Regions from separate parts of the Homo sapiens genome. Here all the other regions are linked to region 1. The links are chromatin contacts, found by Hi-C or POLR2A ChIA-PET in ENCODE. All regions are on one chromosome and are shown on one strand. Each heading gives the region's core, a stretch centred on a gene start or an enhancer-like site at or near the end of the contact. The rest is flanking DNA. Distances are from core to core; before and after follow the strand shown. Region 1 holds the start of SFT2D2 (SFT2 domain containing 2). Region 2 holds the start of CREG1 (cellular repressor of E1A stimulated genes 1). Region 3 holds the start of RCSD1 (RCSD domain containing 1). Region 4 overlaps RCSD1 (RCSD domain containing 1).

Region 1 (3,367 bases), core at 572-3,071:
TCCACCCCTCAAGAGTCTGCAGGGAGAGAAAGTGTCTGCCTCTTAAGCACCAATTGTTCATAAAGGCTTGTTGACAGTCTATGGAAATAAAGCTTTAAATAACGAGGGTCAGCTACCTATGAGTCAGACCTTTCTTAGGCCCGGTCTGAGGTTCCACTTGAGATTCATAATAGAGGCTAGAAATCAAGAAAAAAAAACCCGTGAAATTACTCTGAGCCTTGACCAATTAATAAAGGCAACAAATTAAAAAGAACCCACCAACTTGTTTTGAAATATCAAAAAGTTAAATTTCAGTGACTCCAACATTCGATCCCATAGAATTACTCCCTCAAGGTGAAGATTCAGAGAGCAATCTTACATTCGGAGATGTCATGCTAAGTCCCAGTATCACACAAAACAAAACCGAATAAAATCAGCAACCACAAACGTGGGTGAAAGCAGCTTGCTGAGAAAGAAGAACTTGCTGAGAAACCAGAAGAAACACTGATTAGTTTCCAGTTGGCCATATCATCTTAACATCCTCATTTCACAGATGGGGAACGGAGGCTAAAGAATACACCAAAAAGCGAAGAGAAACGTTATTTTGTCATCCAAAAAGGAAAACAAAAGCTAAAAGCACCCTAAATAGAAATGCAGCATTCTGTGTGGTTCTACAACATAGGACATTAGTGGCCAGGTTTCAGCACGATCAAAACTTTTCTAATAGGCCGGGCGCGGTGGCTCATGCCTGTAATCCCAGCACTTTGGGAGGCAGAGGTGGGCGGATCACTTGAGGTCAGGAGTTCGAGACCAGCCCGGCCAAGATGGTGAAACCTCGTCTCTAGTAAAAATACAAAAATTAGCCGGGTTTGATGGCGGGTGTCTGTAATCCCAGCTACTTGGGAGGCTGAGGTGGGAGAATCGCTTGAACCCAGGAGGCAGAGGCTGCAGTGAGCCAAGATCGCGCCACTGCACTCCAGCCTGGGCGACAGAGTGAGACTCTGTCTCAGAAAAAAAGAAAAAAAAGCTTTTCTAATAAAACAAACCAACACGCAGGCAGTCTCCTGAGGCGCTGGGTGTCTAGAGACTAGTTGTGGGCAGTGTGGACAGAGACACAAGATGTGGTCCCTGTCCTCATGGGATGGGGGCAGTTTCTCACCCCCAATCACAAGGCAATGTGTACAGGGGCGGGTGGGAGTGTCACACCCTACAACCTAAACCGGACAGAAAACCAAGGCAGAGCTCGGGGCGCGGCCACCAGCCCCGTCGCGAGGTAGGGACCGCCACCCCAACACCCCAGTCCGGGTCTGGGGCCCCGACCCACCCAGCAAAGGCTCCTTCCGCCTGGACCTCGGGGCCCCCAGCCCTACCCGGCCCTAAAGCGCATTCCCCGGCCGGTGGGGCCGGGGCCGACAGCCCAGTCGCCCACCCTCCCACTCGCAGCTCAGTCCGGGGATTTCCTCCTGCGCCGCCCCCTTGTCAGGGAGGATGGGCTGAAGGGGCGCGGGGCAGAAAAGGACGCCGCGGCCACTGCCCCGTGTAGTGCCAGACCTCTTCGCGGAGCCCTGCAGAAGAAGAGGAGGAGAAGGGGCAGAGCTACCGTCCAGAAACTCCAGGGAGTCCCCGCAGGCTTCCCAGGCCCGGGCAGGGGACGCAGGGCGGGAGCGCGGCGAGAGGGGGCCGACGGCCCCGGGCTCACTCACCTCGGACAGGCCGCTCCGGTCCTCCGTGTCCTGCCCGCTCAGCACCTTCTTCAGCTTGTCCATTGCGGCCCAGTCCCCACCAGCTCCAGCTCCTCAGCGGCAGCCTGTTGCGCTCGCTAAGTTGACGGCTCTTCCGGGTGCTAGGCAGCCGCCCAGCCGCCCAGGCGCCAACCGCGGCGCGCCCCGCCCAGGCACCTGCCCACCGGGGGGCTCCCGGCATGCCCCGCGCGCCCGCGCTCGCCTCCGCTTGTTTTGGTCCCGGGGGGCGCGGCGGGCCGGAGGGGCTGGGATTGAAGACCACCAGGCGCTGCCAAACACTAATTCGGCGTCCAGAGCAGTTTCAAACCGGAACGGGCCGCGCTCCCTCGCCCTACTTGATCCAGTCAACGAATGCCGAGCACCTACCACGTGCAAGGCTCCGGAGACACAAAGACGGGGGAGAAGCCTTGTGCAGACGGGAACAAAGGCTGTGGTTCATCCATATTGCGATCGTGCCTACACAGGAAAAGATTTTCTTTTTAATCACTCAAGGCCTTAGTCTGGTGTGGTGGGGCGTGCCTGGAAGCCCAGCTACTCCGGAGGCTGAGGCAGGAGGCTCACTTGAGCCAAGGAGTTCCAGGCTGTAATGAGCTATGACCAGGATACTGCACTCCAGCATGGGCAACAGAGCGAGACTCTGTCTCAAAAAAAAAAAAAAAAAAAGTGACTGAAGGAATGTTGAAAGGAATAATAGATTGTTAAATTGTTTTGTGTTTGTACAATTGTTTTTTTTTCTGACCTTAAAAAAACTAAAAGTAGACTGGGCATGGTGGCTCATGTCTGTATTCCCAGCACTTTGGGAAGATGGCTTGAGCCCGGGAGTTCCAGACCAGCCTGGGCAACATAGGGAGACCTCATCTCTTCAAAACATTCTTAAAAATTAGCCAGGCATGCTGGCGGGCATCTGTAATCCAAGCTACTTGCGAGGCTGAGGAGGAAGAATGGCTTGGACTCAGGAGGTCAAGGCTGCAGTAAGCCATGATTGTCAGTACAGTAAGCCACTGCACTCTAGCTTGGGCAACAGAGTGGAAACAATACAAATGGCCACCAACTGATTAATGGTAAATAAAATGTGACATACCCATGCAATAAAAAAGAATGGAGTACTGACACATGCTACAACGTGGATGAACCTCGAAAACATTGTATTAAGTGAAAGAAGTGTGGAGCCCGAAAATTTGAGACAGGTCTCAGTTAACCAGGAAGTTTATTTTGCCAAGGTTGAGGAACAGCACCTGTGACACAGACTCAGGAAGTCCTGACGACATGTGCCCAAGGTCGTTGGGGCATAGCTTGGTGTTATACATTTTAGGGAGACATGAGGCATCCGTCAATATGTGTAAGAAGTACATTGGTTGTGTTTGGAAAGGCGGGACAACTCGAAGCAAAGGCAGGAAGACTCAAGGGGGGAGGGGGCTTCCAAGTCACAGATAGGTGAGAGACAAATGGTTGCACTCCTTTGAGTTTTTGATTAGCCTTTCCAAAGGAGGCAATCAGATGTGCATTTATCTCAGTGAACACAGTGATAACTTTGAATAGAATGAGAGGCAGATTTGTTCTAAGCAGTTCCCAGCTTGAATTTTCCCTTTAGTAATTTGGGGGGGCCCAAGATATTTCCCTTTCACAGAAGCTAGACACAATAGACC
Region 2 (3,367 bases), core at 490-2,989, 670 kb after region 1:
AAAAATAGAGGTACCATATGATCCAGCAATCCCACAGCTAGGTATATCCCTAAAAGAAAGAAAATCAGTATATTGAGAGATGTCTGCACTCCTGTGTTTACTGCAGCACTATTCACAACAGCTAAGATTTGGAAGCAACCTAAGTGTCCATCATCAGATGAATGGATAAAGAAAATGTGGTATATATACACAATGGAGTACTATTCAGCCATAAAAAATGAATGGGATCCTGTCTGTCTTTGCAACAACATAGTTGGAACTGGAGGTTATTACGTGAAGTGAAATAAGCCAGGCACAGAAAGACAAACTTCACACATCCTCACTTATTTGTGGGAGCCTAAATGGAAACAATTGAACTCATGGAGACAGAGAGTAGAGGGATGGTTACCAGAGGCCAGGAAGGGTAGTGGGGGGACTTGCAGGGGAGGAGTGGGGATGGTTAATGGGTACAAAAAATAGTTAGAATAAGACCTAGTATTTCATAGCACAACAGGGTGACTATAGCCAATAATAATTTAAGTGTACATTTAAAATAACTAAAAGTATAATTGGATTGTTTGTAACACAAAGGATAAATGCTTGAGGCAATGGATACCCCATTTACCCTGATATGACTATTATGCATTGTATGCCTGTAGCAAAATATCTCATGTACCCCATAAATGTATACACCTACTATGTACCCACAAAAATTAAAAATTTTAAAATAAGTAAATAAAAAGTTTTTTAAAGGTCTTGAACTTTCGGGCTTCTGCCTAACTTTACTACTAGTGTAAGTGGGCCCCTTGAGATTTCAGCACCCCAGCATTTGTTAGTGACTGAAATAATGAAAATTCTGATCAGGCCCTTGCTTGCACATGTTGACAACTCTCTTTTTGCCCAATATCCCTTGTTCCTACAACATAATCATAAACTGCTGATGTACTGTTTCTTTATCAAGCAGGAGGAGATAATAACTTCAGGGTTACGAAAAAGTTTGCAGGAGGAATAAGTCCTTTGAAGTACTTTGAGGCCAGCTTCTGTCGCCCAGAAGTCTGATTGTTCAAGGAATTATCTGAGACTGAAGAAACACAGACTTTTTCCCTCGATTCCCTGAAACTCCCCCTCCCTGACTCGCTGGCCGCATAAACACTCTCTGCTTCTTCTTTTTGTTAGGGCGGATTTGAGAGATCTTGCCCTCCCGCCTTCTCGCTTTGGCCAAATCGAATAAACTTTTATCTCCAAGCACCTATATGTCAGTGTTTGGCATCAGCTACACATGGGGTACACGAGCCTGAGTCTGGGCTTCTACAACGCTGGGACCCTCGCTGTTCTTTGGAGCTGATGGTAAATTCAACAGAAAAGAGGCGCATGGGTAGAAAATGCAGCATTTCCTCTCAGATGCCAGATATTCATCTCCAAAGGTATTAAAAGGAGGGGGTGTGTGCCTGTGTAAAGAGGCTGGTCTTTTCCTAGCAGTACGATTTGGGCAAGTTGCTTGATTTCTTCAAGCCTTTCTTTTTCCGCCTGTCAAACAAAACAAAACAAATATCCCGTTTAGGACAAATTCACAATCCTTAAAGAGGGCAGGCAGAGCGATTGGAATGCAGATGAACCAATCCCTTCTCCTGCAGGTTGCGGAGCTGCAGAGGGACCCCGCCCCCTGCATTGTGCTTAGCTCTGATTGGCGCCTCGCGGAGGGGGCGGGGCCTGGGCGCGCCGAGCTCCGGCTGGGTCCCTGCAGGTCTTGGGGCCCGGGACTCTTCCTGGAGACACCGCCATGGCCGGGCTATCCCGCGGGTCCGCGCGCGCACTGCTCGCCGCCCTGCTGGCGTCGACGCTGTTGGCGCTGCTCGTGTCGCCCGCGCGGGGTCGCGGCGGCCGGGACCACGGGGACTGGGACGAGGCCTCCCGGCTGCCGCCGCTACCACCCCGCGAGGACGCGGCGCGCGTGGCCCGCTTCGTGACGCACGTCTCCGACTGGGGCGCTCTGGCCACCATCTCCACGCTGGAGGCGGTGCGCGGCCGGCCCTTCGCCGACGTCCTCTCGCTCAGCGACGGGCCCCCGGGCGCGGGCAGCGGCGTGCCCTATTTCTACCTGAGCCCGCTGCAGCTCTCCGTGAGCAACCTGCAGGTGAGCTGGGGCCCGCGGCTTCCCCAGGCGGGCTGTGGGCGGGGCGGCCACAGAGCGAGCCTTCACTCTCCCCAGAATTCTTCCCGGGAAGTGGAGCGTGGCTCGAACGGCTGTTGCTTCTCTGCCGCGCAGGCAGGTAGGTGGGCGTTGCAGCGTCCCAGATGTTGGGCAGCTGGGTACCAGGAATTTCCCACAAGCCTCCGCCACTGGGCCACGCACCTGGGGTAAATTCTCTGCCAGCAGCCCGAGGACTTCTCATCCGTGAGTGGTTCTCAGTCGTCTTGGGGCCCAGTGTCTCTATTAACTGTGCTCCTATTCTCTTTTTTTTTTTTTTTCCCTTTGAGACAGAATCTCACTTTGTGGCCCAGGCTGGAGTGCAGTGGCGCTATCTCAGCTTACTGCAACCTCTGCCTCCCAGGTTCAAGCGATTCTCGTGCCTCAGCCTACCGAGTAGCTGGGATTACAGGTGCGTGCCACCACACCCGGCTAATTTTTGTATTTTTAGTAGAGGCGGGGTTTCACCATGTTGGCCAGGCTGGTCTCAAACTCCTGACCTCACGTGATCCACCCATCTCAGCCTCCCAAAGTGCTGGGATTACAGGCGTGAACCACCGCGCCCTGCCTGGGCTCCTATTCTTAAAGGTTTTACAGGGCATAGAGATTGTTAGGTACTTAAGCACTTTAATATGTGACTTCAGGGTTTCTCACTCTCTTACCCTTCCTGAATTAAGCTTTTCCCTCCTGCAGCAAGACGCTAACGTACAATATCATGGACGATTACAATGATTACTGCAGTCTTTAGGCCTCCACAGGCATAGTGGCTCCTCAGTAAGATGCAGAGCTGATTGAAGGTGTATCTCTTCCTCGCCCTTTGCCCACCTTCTGGTGCAGGGCCACACTTACAACTCTGATGGATCTCTGCTGTCTCAGGGATGGGGTCACAGACACCCAGCTTGGGAGGCCGGAGACACACAGAGTCCAGGAATGGAGCCTGATTTGATGGAGGGTCTTTTTGACAAAGCTCTCACATTTGAGTTCAACTCTGAAAGTACAACATTGTTGATAAAGACAGGATGCAAGAAACTGATGCTTGATTAATCACTTTTCCATTTGCCTTCCATTCGTTGTCTCTTCTATTAATTCTTTGAAGTAGGTATTATATACCCCATTCTGCAGATGAAGAACTTGAGGCCTACCTAGGTTAAGTAACTTGTTTAAAGCCAGCGGGCAAACCCCTAGTTTCATCTCAGGTTC
Region 3 (3,367 bases), core at 549-3,048, 600 kb after region 1:
AATCTGCCAGAGCTTCCTGGCCTTGCAAATGTTTCTGTGGAGGGTCCATATTAGACTCCAGTGGTTCTTGCAGTCTATAAAGTCTCCTTGAAGGTGATTCCCTGTTCCTTGAAGACAACTGGCTGGGCTGGATGCCTGAATATAGCTCCCTGACTTCTCTAAAGGACAAACTTATTGCCCCTTTAGAGAAGTCATGAAGCTTTGCCGGCAAGCACAGAGTCTAGCTTAGAAAACACAACCAGGGCCAGGAGTGGTGTGGCTCATGCCTGCAAATCCAGCACTTTGGGAGGCCAAGGCTTAGAGGATCACTTGAGCCCAGGAGTTCAAGACCAGCATGGGTAATATAGTGAGAACTTGTCTCTACAAAAAATTTTAAAACTAGCCAGGCATGGTGGTACACACTGGTAGTCCCAGCCACTTGGGAGGCTGAGGTGGGAGGATCCTTTGAGCCTGGGAGGCAGAGGTTGCAGTGAGCTGAGATTGTGCCACTGCACTCCAGCCTGGGTAACAGAATGAGACCCTGTCTCAAAAGAAAAAAATAAAAAGACCACCAGGGCCCAGGCACAGAGCCTGGAGCGGGGAAGAGATAGCGGAGTTAACTGTGAATCCTGATTGCACTGACCACAGTCTAGTGAGCAACACATGTTTCCTTTTGAATATGAGTGGGAATCACCTTTAAAACTATATAACATTTGCATCTTCTCAAAAGCCCCAGGTCCTACTAAGATTGACTTAGGGCTACATATCAGGTCTCATTTTCAAGGAGGAAACACAGGGAAGCCTCAAGATGTGCAGAAGAGAGGGATGTGGGGAATACACCCAACCACTCCTCTGCTGAGGTTGGAACAGAACAAGGAAAGTCCCCGGACCTCCTCTCAGCAGGCAGAGAAGTGCGGGGCCTCCCTCTGGCAAAGCCTGCAGATGTGGCCAGCATACCTCCATACACACAGCTTCAGAGGCAAGGGTGTCCAAGGGAGTCTTAAGTTTTATCAGAAATAATGTCATTCGACTGACCAGTAAGGGGAGCTTTCAGAAAGTTATGGAAGAAGATGCGACAGACACAGGAAGGACTTCAGAAGCAAGAAGACAACTGGACTCTCTAAAATGCCACTCCGAAAGCGAAAAGGGAAGCCCACAGACCCACGAAGACGTGCTGGCCTCGTGTTGCCAGTTCTGTTTCTCTTTCAATACCCATCTCTTCAGATTGAAGGGCTTCTGCCTTCTTGCAGTTTTTGCTGACACGTTTACCCATTTACAAACCTTGGCTGCACCTAACTTTTTTTTTTTTTTTTTTTTTTTTTTTTTTTTAGCATTTAAGTTCCTAGCCAAAATACCCGGGCCTCTAGGAAAGCCCTTTTCTCTCCCTCTGAGATCTTTCCTTACCAACCCCAGCCTCCCAACCCGGGTGTCCTAGGTGGGACCAGGGACGATCCTTCGGAGTTGGTCAAGGAGGCGTCGGAACAGCAGGCATTTGCCCTTCTAGTTGGCAGCAGCGATGAGCCGCGTGCTCCATGCTCAGGGCAGGGGCAGCCGCCCGGGGAAGGGGCGCCCGATACACCGCTCACCGCTCAGCCCCGCGTCTCCCTCCGGGGTCCTTTACCTCCATGTCCTTCAGGTGCCGACTCTGCGGCAGACGCACCCGCTCGCCCGGGCCGGAGCTCACGATCCCCGCTGTCCCCTCCGCTCCCGGCCGTGGCCAGTTTCGGGCTGCGGCGGGCACAGGGCGAGTGGGCGGTGGCGCGCGCCCGGCTGCGCTCGGCTGCGGGACTGCCCCGGCCGCGGGGGCCCTGCGCGAGAGAACGAGGAAGGAGGAGGAGGGAGGGAGGGAGGAAGGGGAGGGGAGGGGAGGGTGGGGAGCGGGGAGGGAGGCCGACGATCAGGGTTTAAATTTAGACGCAAATCTAAACAGATACTGTCCCTCCCAGGGCAGGACTCAAGAGCGGGAGCCACGACTCCATGTGCCCAAACATGGGGATGGGCAGCCACCGGGCCCCTCTGTCTCGCGAAGTTTCTCAGGACCCTGGGCTTTGCCACGGTCTCAGTCCTTCTCAACGTCTCCCTCCCTTAATGCGCCTTCTTTCTTTTTCCTGTCCCTTCAAGAATTAGAGTGGTCCTTTAATTCTTTTTGTTTCCTCTCTTTTCGATTTCCTTCTTTTGTGTCCATCCTTCCTGCTTTCCTTCTTCCTCTCCCTCTTTTTAAAATTGCATTACTGTCATACCTGGTTTCCCTGCAGTTCTTGGGTGGAGTTCGAGGACCCTCCCTGGTGGAAGGCGTTTGTGTTCTACCAAAAGAGGAGCCCTTCTGACCGAGGCTTCAGAGCTCAGCGTGGCGCCGACGGGACCACCTTTCCCTTCTCACCTCTTTTCCTCTCCACCTTCCAGGAAACCACTATCTATCCATCTATCCATCTATCTTCTGTATACGAGTAGAAGGAGGAGGAGGAGGAGGAAAATCAGGAATCCACGCAAAGTTTTCCAAGCTCCCTGAAGTGGTAAATCTTTTCTTCAAACCTTGCTTTGACTGATGCATTCGGTTTTGTGGGAATTTTGGCTCCCACAAGCTGCTTGCTAAAGGGCCTCGTCTCCATTCCTGTTAAATATAGCAAAGGGCAAGATGCTCAACATCTGATTCCCATAGGGCCCAGCATAGCAACCTTCCTTTAGGGCCATCCCGGCTGGGCAGCAGAGACCGCATGGGAGGGATTCGGGGACTGGAATCTGCACCAGGGTCACTCCCTGCTACCCGGATCCCGGCCCCCTTCAGACCCTTCGGCAGAGAGAAACAGGAAAATGCCTTGAGAGACCTGTGAGTGCCAGGGTATTGGCTGGGTATATGACGCCTCTGGGTTATCCCACAGCATTCTCACCCGCCCAACCCCAGCTCAACCAGGGGAGGGGAGCCCCATCAGAGGTGGGCAATGGGACAGGTGATGGTGAGCACTGTGAAGAGACATGTGGAGAAACAGTAGAGAAAAAAGGCTGAGAGTCTGCTCCTGCTACAAAGACTACCCTGATTCTGGTTATCCCGGCACCATCTTTGCACTTTCAGGCACTTAGATTGCTGCTTTGGGTACCAGTCTTAGAAATATGGCCTCCTTCCTGTCCTAGAACTTTCTAAGGCCCAACTTTCTAAAACACTGGCAGCCCTAATGCCAGAGTGGCTTCTAGTTCTTTAGCTTAGCTAAGCATAGAGGAAGACGCCTGGTTTTAGGAACAGACAGATTGAGGGCTGAATTCCAGCTCTGCTACTTTCTAGTTGTATTTTTTAGACAAGTCACTTAACTGCTCTGATTCTCATTTTCCTCACCTATACAATGTAGTAGGCACTCTGCAAAAAGTGGCTGTTTTTATCATGCTTAGCCCCATG
Region 4 (3,367 bases), core at 400-2,899, 560 kb after region 1:
GTGGAGTTTATTGAATGAACTACTCAGTGGCTATTAATGAGACCCTACAACATGCCAGACCCTAGGCCAGGCGCTAGGGATTCATCAGAGCAGAGCAGATGAGGCTCCCTCTTTATAAGAAAACGGAGAATAGGGATTCAGCAGAGGCAGAAAACTGGGCCCAGTGGTGACCATGAGCAGATAAGTCCATCTGAAAATAAGTAGAGATCTTAAGGATGGCTTGGATCCACAGGGTTGGAGTCAATATTCTGTTGATTTCAGGAGTCTTTAAAACTAGAGAGGATGATGGCCTGGATGGGGGTATGGTTAGTGGAGGGGAGATTGTTGATAGGACTCAAAAGCAATTTAGGAGGAAGGACTGACCAGAATTGGGGACTGATGGGTGGGGCAGGGTGGAGTCAAGATGATGCCCAGATTTCTGGCTCTGGCTTCTGGGTGGAGAGGAGTGTCATTTACAGAGAGGGGGAGCCGAGGGGAGGAGCAGGACTGGAGGAGTGCTCAGAAAGGGTGAGTTGCCAGAGTGGAGGGCCCACGGCAGACCCTGAAGCACCTGCTTGGGATTTGTGGAGTCAGACAAACCTGAGGGTGAATCTTGGCTCAAATTACAAGGTGATGGCAGAGGCTGAAGACAGGGAGGGTGAGCAAAGGCTGCAGAGGAGATGGAGAGGGTGCTGGGATGAAGAGGCAGAAGGCAGCAATGCCTCAGGGGGTTACACACAACCATTTTTGTCTTCTCTTTCCTTTTCCCACCAGCAGGCATGCAGGGGCAGAGCTGCCGATCAAACTCAACCTTGTCAGTCTGGCAGCCTCTGAACAGCTCGAGTGGTTTTTTTTTTTTTTTTCTTTTGCAAAGGGAAAGAGTGGGAAAGAAGTGTCTCTTCATAGCTGGCATGGGTGATTTAGATGGATTTACTCACCTAAGCCAACAAGTAAATGTACGATTTGTTACTCTCCAAGGTAAGTTCAGAATCTCCCTGTTATGCACTACTCTGACTCTCTACTGTTGGTTAGTTCAATAATAAAATTGACTTCACAGAGAGCTCCTCTGAGTCTGAAGGGTGGTTGGTCTCCAGGAGCCACCTTTCCAGGATTGCCTGGAGTCCTGGGGTATGTTACAGCCACCTGGAGGCCCACACAAGTACCCTTCACTAGGGGCCATTCCTGCCTCCCAGGCAGGAGTCAAGTGACAGTGTGAGTGTGCGTGTGCGTGTGTGTCCTGAGGTCTGGGACACTTGTCCTTCAGGCTGCAGCAGGAAGCCAGGGCATACCTTCTAAGATTAGAACAAATTTCCTAAGGACCCAGCCCCCGGTCTGCATCCCAGTCAGCTGTAGCCTCTCCTGTTACAGCGTCTCCCAACCCTGACTCCCTTGCAGTCAGGAGTGAGCATTAGCAGGACATGGTGCTGGGCCCTCTGGTCCCTGCCCCTGCAAGCCTCAAGAGGGGGTACTGGAGGGAGACAGGAGAGGACCATCAGTCAAGACAAATTTTTGCATTTGACTTGTGGATCCAGGTCACACGCAGAAGAAATCAATGATAATAATTCAGTAGCTGCAACATCCTGAGCACCGAGTACATGCCAGGCCATTTGCATGCACAGTCTTGGTTAAAGTATGTAACAAAACCCAAAGAGGAAGCCACTTTGCCTAGTACTCCATGTAAAGTGAAAAGAGCAGATGGGGCAAGGGCTATGCTGGAGACCAAAAGAGGCCCTGCCTGCTGCAAATAGACATAATTTCTGATGGTTCCCAGGCCCATTCTCAGAGGATCAGGGCTGGCCTTGAAGTGACAGGTCAGGCAGGTTCAAGCAAGCCCAGACTACAGCCTAGGGCTTGTCCTGTGGAGGCCAATAGGCCTTGGCTCACATTATCAAGGTAATGGCAGAGCAGGAAGCTAGGAAGAAAAAAGAACTTTTTCCACTTTAATCAGTCTGTATCTGCACCAATGGTCTTACATGGTCACTTGATCAAATTGCCTATAATTATTTGTCCATGATCCCTTGAAAATTCTAGATAGCCCTATTATCCATAAATCAAGGTGTTTCCAGTGTTTAGATGTCACAGTCATTAGATTATTAGCAAACATGCAGAACTTTTTTCATGCACATCATTTCCTTACTTAATCTTTGACTGTACTTGGAATTAATGCATAGGGGAAGTGTCTAATTCGGAGGCAGAAGAAAAATAAAGGGATTCAGAAGAACACAAGCTTAAGTTTTTATAAATTACTGAATTCACAAATCTGTTTAACTACATTTGCAAAACACTACACAAAGTTCTAGAAAGTATTTATGAATGCCTAGATATACAGACAGCACAATCTGAAAAACTGACATCTGAGCTTCCTTCAAGCACAGTTTCACCCTGGGCACTTCCAGAAAACCCCCTGTGAAGCTCCCCTTCCCCACCATGCACCTTCCCCCATTCAGGCAGAATTGGCAGCTCCCTCTTTTTTTTTTTTTTTTTAGTACATCTTGGACATATTCATTCATTCATTATTTCTGTATTCCAGGCCCTGCAGTTGGTGCTCAGGGTTTAGGAATGAACCAAATCAAAAGAGTCCTTTCATAATGGAGGTTACAGTCTAGTAGGGGAGACATATATTCCATAGCCATTATTATCTTAGCTCCAGCTTATTATTTATTAGGGTGATAAATGCTGAAGAGGAAAAGGGTTTTAGGAGAGCAGGTGACAAGAAAATCTGACCCAAAGATGTGACATTTAAACTGAGGTCAGTAGAAGTGATCCAGGCAAAGTGTGAGGTTTGAGGGGTAAGGAGGGTTAGTCAGAGGGTGGCCAGAGGTAGCCAAGGGCATTTGAGTAGAGTTTACACAAAAACCTCCTGGAGGAGAGACAGGAGGTGTTTGAGGAACTGAAAGAAGATGTGGCTGGAACTCACAGAGTTTTTTTTTTTTCTGGAGACGGAGTCTTGCTCTGTTGCCCAGGCTGGAGTGCATTGGTGCAATCTCAGCTTACTGCAACCTCCGCCTGCCAGGTTCAAGCGATTCTCCTGCCGCAGCCTCCCGAGTAGCTGGGATTACAGGTGCCACACTCAGCTAATTTGCTAATTTTTAGTAGAGACGGGGGTTTCACTATGTTGGCCAGGCTGGTTTTGAACTCCTGACCTCAGGTGATCCATCCGCCTTGGCCTCCTAAAGTGTCGGGATTACAGGTGTGAGCCATCACACCTGGCCCGAGAGCTTTTAAAATACCCACATTTTTCATGTTTTTCTCTTTCTACTGTAATTGCTGAGCACACAGACCATGTGTTATTCATGGCTCCATCCCCTAGCCCATAGTAGGTACTCAGTAAATGCCGGTAAATGAATGAACAAATAAATGAATGATGCCTCCGTAAACCAATACCACT

Evidence for each region. A loop is a pair of places that touch in the nucleus more often than their neighbours do. ChIA-PET counts read pairs that join two places held with the same protein, here RNA polymerase II (POLR2A). Pooled maps may share reads with other maps.
Region 2: a map of ascending aorta shows a loop between it and region 1 (7-fold over the local background). The contact joins the promoter of CREG1 here to the promoter of SFT2D2 in region 1. A Hi-C loop is called at or near these places in 1 of 168 maps with a recorded cell type or tissue (ascending aorta) and 7 of 50 pooled maps. POLR2A ChIA-PET finds 5 or more read pairs at or near these places in 1 of 52 experiments (GM12878).
Region 3: a loop to region 1 is called in a map with no recorded cell type, with 9 times the contacts of the local background. The contact joins the promoter of RCSD1 here to the promoter of SFT2D2 in region 1. A Hi-C loop is called at or near these places in 3 of 37 single-sample maps with no recorded cell type and 11 of 50 pooled maps.
Region 4: a pooled map shows a loop between it and region 1 (4-fold over the local background). The contact joins the enhancer-like site here to the promoter of SFT2D2 in region 1. A Hi-C loop is called at or near these places in 2 of 37 single-sample maps with no recorded cell type and 2 of 50 pooled maps. POLR2A ChIA-PET finds 5 or more read pairs at or near these places in 1 of 52 experiments (endothelial cell of umbilical vein).

Annotation. Positions count from the first base shown.
Region 1 is chr1:168,224,458-168,227,824 of GRCh38, reverse strand. SFT2D2 (SFT2 domain containing 2) reads right to left here and starts at 1,821. Exons shown (of 8, transcript NM_199344.3): 1 at 1,683-1,821. The coding sequence starts at 1,745. RefSeq lists enhancers at 615-664, 785-864, 1,167-1,900 and a silencer at 1,525-2,154.
Region 2 is chr1:167,552,134-167,555,500 of GRCh38, reverse strand. It overlaps CREG1 (cellular repressor of E1A stimulated genes 1), which reads left to right and starts at 1,739. Exons shown (of 4, transcript NM_003851.3): 1 at 1,739-2,113. The coding sequence starts at 1,760. RefSeq lists a silencer at 1,601-2,050.
Region 3 is chr1:167,628,663-167,632,029 of GRCh38, reverse strand. It overlaps RCSD1 (RCSD domain containing 1), which reads right to left and starts at 1,798. Exons shown (of 7, transcript NM_052862.4): 1 at 1,601-1,798. The coding sequence starts at 1,606. RefSeq lists an enhancer at 1,012-1,081 and silencers at 1,622-1,841, 1,862-1,941.
Region 4 is chr1:167,667,833-167,671,199 of GRCh38, reverse strand. The region is part of intron 1 of RCSD1 (RCSD domain containing 1); the gene reads right to left. Among named protein-coding and RNA genes, the nearest start is that of RCSD1, 39 kb to the right of the region's middle. RefSeq lists an enhancer at 1,482-1,541. Within about 2 kb of position 1,649, at least 7 of the 41 ENCODE cell types and tissues checked have a DNase peak (open chromatin) inside an H3K27ac peak, as active enhancers do.